Regions from separate parts of the Homo sapiens genome. Here region 1 is linked to region 2. Evidence: chromatin contacts called from ENCODE Hi-C or POLR2A ChIA-PET data. All regions are on one chromosome and are shown on one strand. Each heading gives the region's core, a stretch centred on a gene start or an enhancer-like site at or near the end of the contact. The rest is flanking DNA. Distances are from core to core; before and after follow the strand shown. Region 1 overlaps ARHGAP21 (Rho GTPase activating protein 21). Region 2 has its middle 31 kb from the start of LINC01516.

What was found. Hi-C counts contacts between places; a loop is a spot of excess contacts on that map. ChIA-PET counts read pairs that join two places held with the same protein, here RNA polymerase II (POLR2A). Pooled maps may share reads with other maps.
Region 1: a loop to region 2 is called in a map of naive thymus-derived CD4-positive, alpha-beta T cell, with 2.7 times the contacts of the local background. The contact joins two enhancer-like sites. A Hi-C loop is called at or near these places in 2 of 168 maps with a recorded cell type or tissue (Calu3 and naive thymus-derived CD4-positive, alpha-beta T cell) and 6 of 50 pooled maps. POLR2A ChIA-PET finds 5 or more read pairs at or near these places in 2 of 52 experiments (AG04450 and RWPE1).

Annotation. Positions count from the first base shown.
Region 1 is chr10:24,702,888-24,709,446 of GRCh38, forward strand. All of the region lies in intron 2 of ARHGAP21 (Rho GTPase activating protein 21), which reads right to left. Among named protein-coding and RNA genes, the nearest start is that of ARHGAP21, 18 kb to the right of the region's middle. Within about 2 kb of position 3,778, at least 3 of the 41 ENCODE cell types and tissues checked have a DNase peak (open chromatin) inside an H3K27ac peak, as active enhancers do.
Region 2 is chr10:25,079,097-25,085,353 of GRCh38, forward strand. No RefSeq gene overlaps it. Among named protein-coding and RNA genes, the nearest start is that of LINC01516, 31 kb to the right of the region's middle. Within about 2 kb of position 2,040, at least 5 of the 41 ENCODE cell types and tissues checked have a DNase peak (open chromatin) inside an H3K27ac peak, as active enhancers do.

The DNA.
Region 1 (6,559 bases), core at 2,528-5,027, 370 kb before region 2:
AGTTTAAAACACAAAGATATTCACCACACATTATAAGAGCAGAACACTGGAAGCAATTTAAATGTTCAACAGATAAATGGTTTCAATATATATACACACACACATAATACATAGTTTATATTATAGTGTATAATATTATACACTGTACTTTACACTCTATATTATATAGGCATTGAAAATGATGTCCTAAAATGGAAAAGTGTACATAATATTCCAACTTGTAAAACCCACACACAAACTAGACACACTGGGTGAAAAAAAATGGCAGTATCAATATATTAACAGGAGTTGAATTTGAAGGATTTAATTAAGTAAACCAATTTTAATTTTCCAGTTTTTACAAGTGACCATGCATTTGTAATTTTTAAAATTAAATTAATGGATTTTTTACTACCATCTCTTTACTTTTAATGTAAATCTCATATAACATCACCTATACCAACTTAGAATACGCTAATAATAATTGTAAGCATGTATTAAGCACTCAACACGCCAGCACTATGTTAAATGCTATATCCAGGTTATCTCATTTTAAACTTCACAACAATCCCTGATGTTGGTACTGTCAGAGAGGAGAAGGCAAGTAACACTCAAGCCATACCACTGCCACAGAGCCAGGAACAACTCCAGGCCTTGAATTCAGTTCTTGGGCACTAAACTCTGCACTTTCAACTATAACACTATACTGCCTCCATACAACAGTGGTAATATTTAATAAGTAATGTTACCTTGCAGAATTCTCAGTATGCAACCTGAGAAACATGATGGCCACTCTCCCACTTCCCATGGTATCATTTCTTTTGTCTGTCTCCTTCAGTTGTTCTCCTTCCTTCCCATCCTGCCTTTTCTGCGACTTGTTTTCTCTCACCCATACTTCTTTCCGACCTATACCATAAGCTTTCCAAGGGTATCCGGCAGCATCCTTGATTACTGCTTAGCTTCAACGGTGAAACTCAAAGAAACCAAGTGCTGTCCTAAGTATTCCTATAAACAAGAGGTTACACACTAAAAGCCTAGAGCCACATCTGGTCAGCAGATGTATTTTGCTTAGATCTCACTATTTTGAAAACCTTGAATTAGTCATCAACATTTAAAAATTAGGACACGTTAACATGAAAATTCAAATTTTCAGCTTCTCTTGAAATCTAAATGATCTGACAACAGTGGGTACAACATGACAACAATCTCCTAAAGCCAAATCTCTAGTTATCCATGGTCTCCACCAGCCTCTATTGTCTAACCCCTGACTGTGATCCACTCACTTTCTTTACTCTTCAACTGCCTGGCTCCCAAAGTACTGATTTTGTGACCTCCACCAAATACTTTAAGTGGTGACACAGAAGCCACAGGAGATGTCATATGCCATTTTTACTTTATGCTAAGTTCTACATTTTTTCTTTTCTTTTTTTTTTTTTTTTTTTGAGACAGGGTCTCACTCTGTGGCCCAGGCTGCAGTGCAGTGGCCCATTCTCAGCTCACTGCAACCTCCACATCCCACGCTCAGGTGATCCTCCCACCTCAGCCTCCCGAGTAGCTGGGACTATAGGTGCACACCACCATGCCTGACTTATTTTTCTATTTTTTTTTTTCTTTTTTGAGACAGAGTCTCGCTCCACTGCCAGGCCAGAGTACAGTGGCACAATCTCGGCTCACTGCAACCTCCGCCTCCCAGGTTCAAGCGATTCTCATGCCTCAGCCTCCCAAGCAGCTGGGATTATTAGGCACATGCCACCACGCCTGGCTAATTTTTTTTGTATTTTTAGTAGAGACAGGGTTTTGCCATGTTGCCCAGGCTGGTCTCGAACTCCTGAGATCAGGCAATCTGCCCACCTTGGCCTCCCAAAGTGCTAGGATTACAGGTGTGAGCCACCGCGTCTGGTGGTAATTTTTCTATTTTTGGTAGAGATAGGGTTTCTCCATGTTGGCCAGGCTGCTCTCGAACTCCTGGGCTCAAGTGATCCTCCCAAGGTGCTGGTATTACAGGCATGAGCCATTATGCCTGGCCTAAAAACTCTTCTTCTCAGAGACATTGGCAACTAAATGGCTGATTATCAGACCTAAACCACAAGGATGGTAGCAACAACAATCCTAGCAAAAAACCCCAGGCCAAGGCACATCCAAAAAAGCACTTTTGATATCGCTGGCTTACTGGATCAATGCACCCCTAGATTCTATTGCAACTCAAATTAAATTCCTTTGGGATTACCCAGAATGAAGACGTCTTAAAAAGGTCTCAGACCTCAAACTAGAAAGTTTTCTGATGATGAGACTAACTAATGAGTTTAGTAATTGCTGTAAACTAGTCACTAAACGCTAAAAAATTTTAAGTTTCAGCTTCGTTAGGCTCCTGGTATTATGAATTTTACATGTTAAGATAATTCCAGTATCTATCTTCTTTTATCCTCTTAGCAGCCATTCAAAATCCATATTTTTTACGGTAATGTAAATCCATTAGGCACAGACTAGAAAGTGCATTGAGGGATCAATCTTACGGTGAAACAAACAGAGACTAAATGACCTTCTCCATCTCTGATTTCTCTGATACATTAGTCTATTATGCCCAGCCTAAACTATGAAAATATTTTTTCACCATTCCAGAATAGAGAAAACAGTACATAAAGAAAAGTATTGGACACCCCAAAGTACCACTGGGAACTAATTCCATATCATAAACGAAGAAGCTCACATCACAGTTATGGAAGAACTGAGAAATGGTTGGGGCTGGGGCAAGCATGGTCAGTGTGCTTTATTTATCATTCATTGCTTTCAATTACATTTTCAACTGTTTTCCTTTTAAATTTCAAACAATATTAAATAACTTGTTTTTAGTAAGGAAGACAAATACCCACAAAGTGATGAATAACCTACGAGGTAAATAATTCATAGTTTTTAAAGATTCACTGATAACTGGAACAAAAGCTATCATTCACGTTGCTTTCTATTCTGTAAAAGAAGCCATTATGCTGAATTTGTACAATATTATCTACGATTAACAACAAAGGTCTGATAATAACAATGTTGATCGAGGGATAAAGGGAAAAATAAGAGCTTTTGCTTCTTAGGGAAGAACACTCAAAAGCAGACAATAGCTAACCTAGCAGATTTTCTCTATTGCAAAATAACCATTTTCTAAACAGACTAGTAATCAAAAAAGTTTTAAAAAGTACTTCCATTTAATCCCACTGTGAAAGAACTCAAGAACCATATTTCACTAAAACTGAAAAACTAGCTAAAAAGCAACTCACTCCAAAATCTTGCCTACTTTCTAATAAATACAATGTCAGATGCCTTCAAAAATATGTAACATTTATGTTACAATTATATTGCTTTAATTGTTGGCCACTTTTAAGTAATTCATTCTAACTTCCCCTCCTCCACCACTTAAAGCTCTGCAAATAGTCTCATCTGTGCTACTTAAGAATTAACTTAATTCTTTTAAAGTAATTCAGATCATTAGATTTATCACATTAAACAGGTATTTTGACAAAAAAAAAATTCTAAAAGATTACTTTCCTACTCTTACAAGAAGACAGTGTTTTTATATCCTGATTTACTTTTGCTTTATACATCATAGCAGTTTTGAATTAAAAAGCAAATATATACATACACACTTATGAAACAAACCTGACCACTCCATGCACAATACAGATTGCACAACAAACTCCAATTGTGGTTGATCATGCAGTCTAAAATCCTGAACTGGGCCATGACTGCCTATAGCACAGTCTGCATCTCTTCTCTGACTCAGCTTCTGTCAGCAGAGCAGCGGGGTTACGAGAGCTCTGCAGTGATGTGGTCCACAAATAAGATCTTCCCCTCCCTTTCCTGTCTAAGCAGCAATAGCTAACTGGCAGAACGACATCATCTTCCCAAATGTAGTTCCCACCAGTACATTTAAATTATTAGATCATGAAGGAAAGTTTTCATAAAATTCTTACTGAGTATTTAACATTATTTAATTTGTAAAAGGTTATTGCTTTTTCCTTCTTTTCTGGGCATCTTTAGTCATTCAATGAAAACACAACCTGGGGAGGTGGTATATAAATCAATCAACTATGCTGGCTCCGGTCCACAGCAAACAAATTCCAACACAAGGCTGTGCCATCATCAATGACGCTCACACTGACTTGATCCCAAGGGTACCAAAGGGTACTCCGTCCTTTCTTAACCTCTCAGTAGCGCCACACAGAGCTAACAACTCCTTCAATGGCTCTCATCCTGGGTACCACAGTTCCAGTCTCTTTGTTCTCTTACTACTTCTTTAACTATTACTTCTTTGCAAAAGGCAATGTAGCAATGTGAGAAAAGCCTAGATCTTAATAAGACAGATGTATGACCAAGGAGGCTAAAGACTTATCCTTTAAGCTTCAAATCATTCATTTGTAAGATGGAGACATACCTTCACGAGGTTTAATCTGAAATAACATCTGTAACATGCTTAAAACAGTGTCTAACAGATATCTAATAAATGATTAATAGTTTCAAGATGATCACCCCTTTCTGTCTAAATCAGAATTCTATCCTTGACCTCCCTCTAATTTCTTACACTTCCATAGGTGAAGTCACCTCAACCTGTGATTTTAACTATGAATTATTTCTAAAGCCCTCTTCAACACCACCCTTTCTCCCAAGCTCCAAATCTGCGTGACTAAACACTTGCTAAGCACATACACCTACATACTACATGTCCAAAACTGAATTCATCACCTTCCCTCCAAACTTGCACGACCTCCTCTATTCCCTAATCTGCATAGTGGCTGTACAACTCATCCCCCTAGTCACCCAAACAGAAACCAGAGTCATCTTAGACTCCTCCTTCCTTACCTCTCATATCTAGCTACCAAATCATGTCACTTCTCCCAAAACATATAATGAACTGTCCTTTTTCCACTCCACCGGCACTGCCTAAATTCAGACCCCCATCAACTTTCTCCTGGATTATCACAGGGCATCTAGTTGGTCTCCCAAACATCCTGTCACCCCTCTCTGGAATCTTGTCTGTTCAGGACTAACAAAAGCACCTTTTAAACTAAAAGCTAATCATATGACTACTCTATAAATTCCTTCTGTTGCTCCTTTCTGCCTGTATACAGCAGTGTTTCCCAAGTATGTTCCTACTTGTTTTATAGGATGCAGAATATAAACTACAGTTAAGTAAAAAAAAGTCTTCAATAGCAAAATAAATTTGAGAGAAGCTAGGTTAAACAATGCTGCTGCTGGAAGCTTGCCAAAGGCTAAATATAAAGATCAAATTCAAAGTCCTCAAAATCTGAAAACTGAGGCTACTGAAAAGCTTGTTTCTAACTAGTTCGCCTTGGTGGCTGGTTTGTCGGCCTCTGTCCGTCCCTTAATTGGTGGTGTTCCTCAGATTCTGGACTTTGACCCTCTTCCCTCCCTCAATGACCTCATCAACTCCCAAAACTATAATTACCATAGATGCTGGCTTAATTGAACTCTGCCTAACTGACTTGCTAGACCAACCAAAATTCTTGATTTCCTGGCTAATTCTTGAATACTGGCTGATCCCATGGCTCAACTCTATTATTATTATTTGTACAAATTTATGGGGTATCATATGCAATTTTGTTATCTGCATAGATAGTGTAGTGGTCAAGTTGGCTTTTCGTATATTTATCACCCAAATAACACACACTGTACCCATTAACTAATTTATCGTCATTCACCTGCTCCCACTCTGTCACCCTTCTGAGTCTCCATTGTCTATCCTTCCACTCTCTACACCCATGTGTACAAATTTTTAGCACCCACTTATGAGCGAGAACATGCAATATTCAACTTTCTGTGCTTGGTTTGTTTCACTTAAGATAATGTCCTCCAGTTCCATCCACATTGCTGCAAAAGATATAATTTCATTCTTTCTTATGGCTGAATAGTATTCCATGAATAGTCTTCCATTCCAAATATACCACATTGTCTTTGTCTATTCCTCCACTGATGGACACTTAGGTTGATTCCATATCTTTGCTACTGTGAATAGTGCTGCAACAAACATACAAGAGCAGATATCTTTTTGATAAGTGGATTTCTTTTCCTTTGAGTAGATTCCTAGGTCAAATGGTAGTTCCATTTTTACTTCTTTAAGAAATCTCCACACAGTTTTCCATAGAGGTTGTAACAAAGAAAAGAGAGAAGACCCAAATAAAAAAATCAGATATGAAAAAGGAGACGTTACAACTGATACCACAGAAATACAAACGATCATCAAAAACTATTATGAACAGCAATTATGCTCACAAACTAGAAAACCTAGAGGAAATGGATAAATTCCTAGAAACATACAACCACTCAAGGTTGAACCAAGAAGAAATAGAAAACCTGAACACATCAATAACAAGTAGCAAGGCTCAATCAGTAATTTAAAAAAATCTCCCAACAAAGAAAGCTCAGGACTAGATGGATTCACAGCCAAATTCTATCAAACATACAAAGAACTAAAAAGAACTAATACCAATCCTCCTGAAACTGTTCTAAGAAATCAAGGAATAAGGAATTCTCCCTAACTCATTCTATGAGGCCAGTATCACCCTGATACCAAAAC
Region 2 (6,257 bases), core at 790-3,289:
AAAGGACTAGGAATTTCATTTCCACCAGTTAATCATTTACAATTTTTAAGTCTAGGCAGGCAAACAAGGTCCATGACAAAAAGATAAGAAAGTTGGAGAGCATCATAGGAACATTTACAAGTTCAAAGTCTAGCGATTAGTCTACGTGGCTGATGTGGTCAATTTCATGGTTTCCATTTCCCCCCACGGTGCACAGTGTGGGTTGTGTCTTCAGGGCAATGTGAGGATGACAGCGGGAATGGTTTCAGGATTTCTCCACGGCACTAAGCTCTTACTCAGCTGTGGGCCCTCCTGACATTTACTTAAGACAGAGCACTCTGTCTTCACCTCTACAACTTTCCCTATGTCCAAGTGGTTTTATGCCCATTTGTTGTAATCTTGATTTACTTAATTTCTTTACACACATCTGCCTATTGATGAATCCCATCTCCCTTCCCCAAATTTTTATAACCTTTCCTTTCTGATTCAACTTATTCCAGATCCTGGTAACCTGCAGTTTTTCCCTTTCTGTACAGCCTATCTCTAGGTGAGTTCCAGAATGACTGTTAACAATGCAGTTGGTATAATCCTGTAGCTCACTAGCAAAATTTATAGAGAACCAAAAAAAGTCTGTTGCCATTTTTTCAGGAGTATTGGTATATAAATCCAAAATTACTTCTTTCCAGTTATAAATTTTAAAAACATTTATTTTAATAGTGTTTTTAAATACAAAAACATTGGAGGCATGATGTAAATTCATCTGTAATCCTACCTTTCAGAGATATTTGTCTTAGACTTTTGGTACCTTTGCTTTAAAAAAATTACAATAATTGAGATCATTTTGTACATCAGTTCTTTAATATGCTATTTTTCACTTGACACTAATTTATAATTATTTCCCAAGTCACTGAAGTTATTATTGAAGCATGATTTTAAAGGATTCATCATATTGTATTATGTGGCTTCATCATAATTTACTCTACCATTCCTTTGATATAGACCTTTCCAATTTTGCTATTGTAAATAATACTATAACAAATACTTTCCCCCATATGTCTGGGGCATTTTATTTTATTTTATTGAGATAGAGTTTTGCTCTGTTGCCCAGGCTGGAGTACAGTGGTGTGATCTTAGCTCACTACAACCTCTACGTCCCAGGCTCATGCAGTCCTCCCACCTCAGCCTCCTGAGTAGCTGTGACTACAAGCACATGCCAACACACCCAGCTAATTTTTGTATTTTTTCTACAGATAGGGTTTTTTCATGTTGCTCAGGCTTGTCTTGAGCTCCTGGGCTCAAGTGATCCACCCACCTCGGGCTCACAAATTGCTGGAACTACAGGTGTAAGCCACCATGCTGGACCTCTAGGGCATTTTATCATAATAGGGGATTCTTGAAGACCACAAGAAATGTCTCTTTGTGGCTAGGTACAGTGGCTTGAGCCTATAGTCCCAGCTACTTGGGAATGAGATTAGGCCTCAAGGATTGTGTGAGTCCAGGAGCTCAAGTCCAGAGTCCAGTCTGGGCAACATAGTGAGATCCTTTTCTTCTTAAAGAAAAAGAGAAAAAAGAAGGGTCTCTTTGACACTGAACTGCAGGAATTGGCTACAGGCAGCAGTTATACTTTTGAAGAGATAAGGGGCTCTTGCTTTGCTTGCTTGTTGAAATGTTAGCTATTTTTGAGGATGTTTGAAGCCAGAGATATCAAGCAACTGCTGTTGACACCTGCTTAGGTTATCACTTAGGTAAGTCAGATGAAAGTTGACCAATTTTCAACTAGTAAACCGAGTTTGCAGGCTTCCTAGTTTCTATCTTCCATGCATTATTCCAGAATGAGAGTAAGGCTGGCCCTTCTGTGAGTGTTGATGTAGTGTTCCCTATTGTCTAATACACTGTATCTCCCCTCAGTGATGATCTGTCAAAGGAAGAAACACATCCATGAATAAAGTGCTCTCCAAAGTGAGATGTGTCCCAGGTAGAAGTGACACCCTTATCCCCTCCTTGCTCCCGTCATTGTATTTCAGATGGCTGCATTCGTTTGAAGTTCTTCCCTGTAGAGTTCCGTGGAAGGACCCTGACTCCCTCTAGTGGACAGCGCCACTAGGCAAACAATAATTCCGCCCGGCAAAGTCCAGAAGCCAGGAGTAAGTGTCCTTAAATGCCCTCTTGAAATAATGGAAGCTGTGTTTCTGAAGGAGACTCTTCCCAGTCCACAGAAGTTTTTGTCTTTAGCGGGCCATCTGTGTCGACTGCTGCCACAAGACATCAGGGGATTTTTTTTTTCCTTCAGGGCAGCAATTAATTCAATAATCTACAGAGTTGTGTTTCTTTTTCACTAGCGTTGGAGACTTGTTATGTCCAGATTTACTTTATGCCACAGGCAAGAGGCATTACTAATGTGAACAGAACCCAAAAGAAACAAGCTATGAATCTGAGAATGCTCATATAAAGGACTGGAAAAAAGTCATAAAATCATTCTTTTGCTTTAAAAAAAATTCATTAGGAATGTAGAGAAAAACAGAAGAGACTGTTACAAGCTGTCTTAATCTGTTTTGTGCTGCTATAATAGAGTACCATAGACTGGGTAATTTATAAAGAACAGAGGTTAACTTCTTACAGTTCTGGAGGCTGGGAAGTCCCCTATCAAGGTGACAGCACCTGGTGAGGGCCTTCTTGCTGTTCTTGCTCTGTCATCCCATGGTGGAAGAACAAAAGAGCACGAGAGAGAGAGAGACAGAGAAAAAGAGACAACTTGAAGACTTGAAGCCCGAAGTCCTTCTATAGTTGGCACCATGACCTAAATATCTCCTATTAGGGCCCACATCCCAACACTATTGCATTGGGGATTATGTTTCCAACACATGTTTTTTTGGGGGACACATTCAAGCCACAGCACAAGGATTACTGGAAAACCATATACTATGTCCGAAGGGTCTATAATATGTTTTTCTCACAGTTCATCCAATCACCTCAGATAACCATCCTGACATTTTAAGAAGGAATTCAGAAGCTTCTATGTATGAATTGTCTAAATCGTTTATTGGTCTCTACATGTGCTTATAACGAAGTCTTGGTAATCCAGATAATACAACCTGGTTCCTGGCAGTGGACCTATACCTCCTACGTATCTACCTACCTAGGGCAAACTGCTTGGAAACGCTGGGTCTAGATGTTCTTATTTGTAAAATTACAGGGTTGAATTAGATGAGATGTAAACAGCTCTTCTAGTTCTAAGTCCATATGAAAAATAACATGTAGTCTCTTCTTAGAGGACACCTAAGGGAAGATTTCTTTCCACTGTTGTCTGCCACCATCACTGTTTGCCTGTGATCTAAGGCAAGTTCCGTCAACAGAGCGGGAAACATTTCCTTTTTCTCATTCCTGGCTCAAGTGTCCTCTAAATGTGCCATTGCTGTTCTGACCAGGGCATTTGAGCATTTCAAATCTGTACTTGTTGAAGAACAGACAGCCTCTAGTACTTAACGTGCAGCTGCAATGGGTGAAGAAAAATGCCCCCATTTTATGGGAATCTCAAGAATGGGATGGCTGTATGTGAATCCTTTGTCTTTGATTTAAACTGAGACAACAGTGAACACTATAGCTCTGACCTGTGCAAATACAATAAGCACTTCAGCCCAGAAACAGTTTTACCTCTTGTATTAGGTTGGGCTTTCAGTATGTATTTGAAGAGGAGCTATTTATGGGCTTGCAAAGTGCTGGAGGAAAGGAATTTAAAGGACGTCCTTGAGCGAATTCAGGGGGTTTTATTTCAAAAGGCCAAACTGTGCATTAACCCTTCACTTCCTGGCACATACCACCTACACGCTGCTCTTCCAGAGGTCTGGGAGAAATGGGTGATTAGGTAGCGGGTGGGGAGGGCAGGATTCACTTGCATGGTCTTGAGAAAGTCACTTCCTCAGTGTGACGGCTCTTGCTCTGGCTGATGGGGACCTGTGGAATTGGGAAGAAAAAGCAGTTGAAGAAGAGGAAGTCTTTTTGAGTAGGGATGAGGGTGCATTGACACTGACTAGTTTATTTGCACATCATTCAAGACTTGGTATTTTTTTAAAATCTTGATATTTTCATTTAGTCATAGTGGAAGAATGCATGAATTTTTTTTGAAATAAAGTAGACTACTACTGCATTGGCATGCCCATTGTAAAATATAACTATAGTAGATTTTAAAATAAAAACAATTTGTTTGTTGGACAAAACTGCAATTAGTCCAGGCTCAGTTTATTGGAACGCCTGCAGAATCACCTTTCTGCCTGCTTAGGTGCAGACAATAAACACTGTGATGTAACCATGTCATTTTGGTTTTAGTCTGTTCTGTTTTCAGTGTACTTATTTAACATCTTTGAGCTTGAATTAGAGAAAGTAAGAAAATAAATCCTTTATTTGACCACTGGTTACCTTTTTAAAAATTTGATGAGGGAGGTGGCTGAACCCCCGTTAGAGTAGGGCAGTAATACGGTTCCCAAAATATTTGCATGTGATGCAAGTTAATAAACGACACCCCAGAAAAAAAGGTTCTGTGCTCTAATGAATTTAGTATTTCTCAAAGGGAACAAAGTAATCCCTGTTCTCTCTGGAACCTCAGCTGACCCTGCCGCTGTGTCATCCCATGCCTGGCGATAGAAGAAATGAGAGCATCCTTGTGCCCCCTGGCACTTGGACTTGGTCGGAGGAAATTTGCTGGTCTGTTGCTAGGGAGTATGTGTCTCCTGATCAAATGACTGGACTCCAGTGTTGAAGAATGGCTACACTGAAAGGCGCAGACACCTCACTGTACATCAGACCCTGCTGTCTCCCAGGCCACCTGGTATATATTCTGCCACGGCCAAGTCAGGCTGGACGTGAGAACCCTGCGCTGGGCCCCGTGTTTTAGAAGACGCTGCCCTGACTCTCCTTCAGCTGATCCCCTCCCCAGAGGGCAATGAAACTATGCCCACTCAGAGCCTGCAGCCCTTCTTTCTAGATCAGTAGTTCTCAGAATGTGGTCCTCCAAACAGTAGCATCACATCACCTAGGAATTTGCTAGAAATGCACATTCTTTTCTCCCAACTCAGAACTCCTGAATCAAAAATTCTGAAGGATGGCTCCTGTAGTCAGTTTTTTAACACCACTGTTGGTGATTTCGATGCTTGCTCAAGTTTCAGAACTGTTCTGAGCTAAACCACGCTCTGGGATGCCCGAGACCCAGGAATTCTCTATTCAAAGGGCTCTGCCCACCTTGAGGGCTGGCACCAGCCTCCTTCCTGGGTCTTGGAAGAGATGTGCTTCCAGTGGCCAAAAGCAGCTCTCCCAGGAAAGTTGAGAGCTAGACAGTGCTTGAACTGGTAGGTAGGTTGTTCACAATTATACCTTCTATATCTAAGTCATTATTAAAGTACATTTTTAAAGTATGAGGACAGAACATGATTTATTTAAGTTTGTTCGCTTGATTTCACATCTGTTTAGACATATGGAATACAGGCCTCCATTTTTACTCTTGTCCTGGCCTTTGCAAATATTAGAGATGAGCATGCTGCTAAAAGTCTATATTCATTCATTCATTCACCCACTCATTCATTTATTCATTTATTTGATGTCTATCTCTTCATTGATAGTGTCTATTTAAGGTGACATCATCATCACACCTTTCTTTACTTCTTTAATCTTGGCTTCCTTTAGTTCTCTGAATAGATTTATAATGGCCTTTTTGAAGCCATTTTCTGTTAATCCCATAATCGATTTGTTCTCTCAGGCAGTTTGTATCACCGGTCTGGTGTATGGGTCATACTTATCTGTTTCTTTGCATGTCTTGTAATATTTTTGTTAGAAACTGGACGTATTGTAGTAAACTCTGAGTACTGATTCTCCTCTGCCCTGCCCCAGAACTTGTTATTGTTCTTTGCTTGTTTATTTGTTTAGTGACTGCCTATATTAGTTAAGTGTTCCCCTGTCCCCAGCCCACTGGTATCATCTGCCTCACTGAGCTAGGAAGGGGCAGAAAGAGAATAGTCTTGGCTCAAATACCATACTCTTCTTTTTCTTACTGAATTTTCATAGATTTTCTTGAATAGGTGTATCTTCTTTTGCTGTATGTCTTTAGGCTTTATGTGGTTGTTTTAAAAATAATTTTCACCAATTTCACTGGGAAGCAGGCCTGCAGAGCTCCCCATATTGTGCTGCCAGACGTTGATCTTTGTATTAATTTATTATATTTAAACATTCTGGCTGGGCACGGTGGCTCATGTCTGTAATCTCAGCATTTTGGGAAGCTGAGGCGGGTGGAT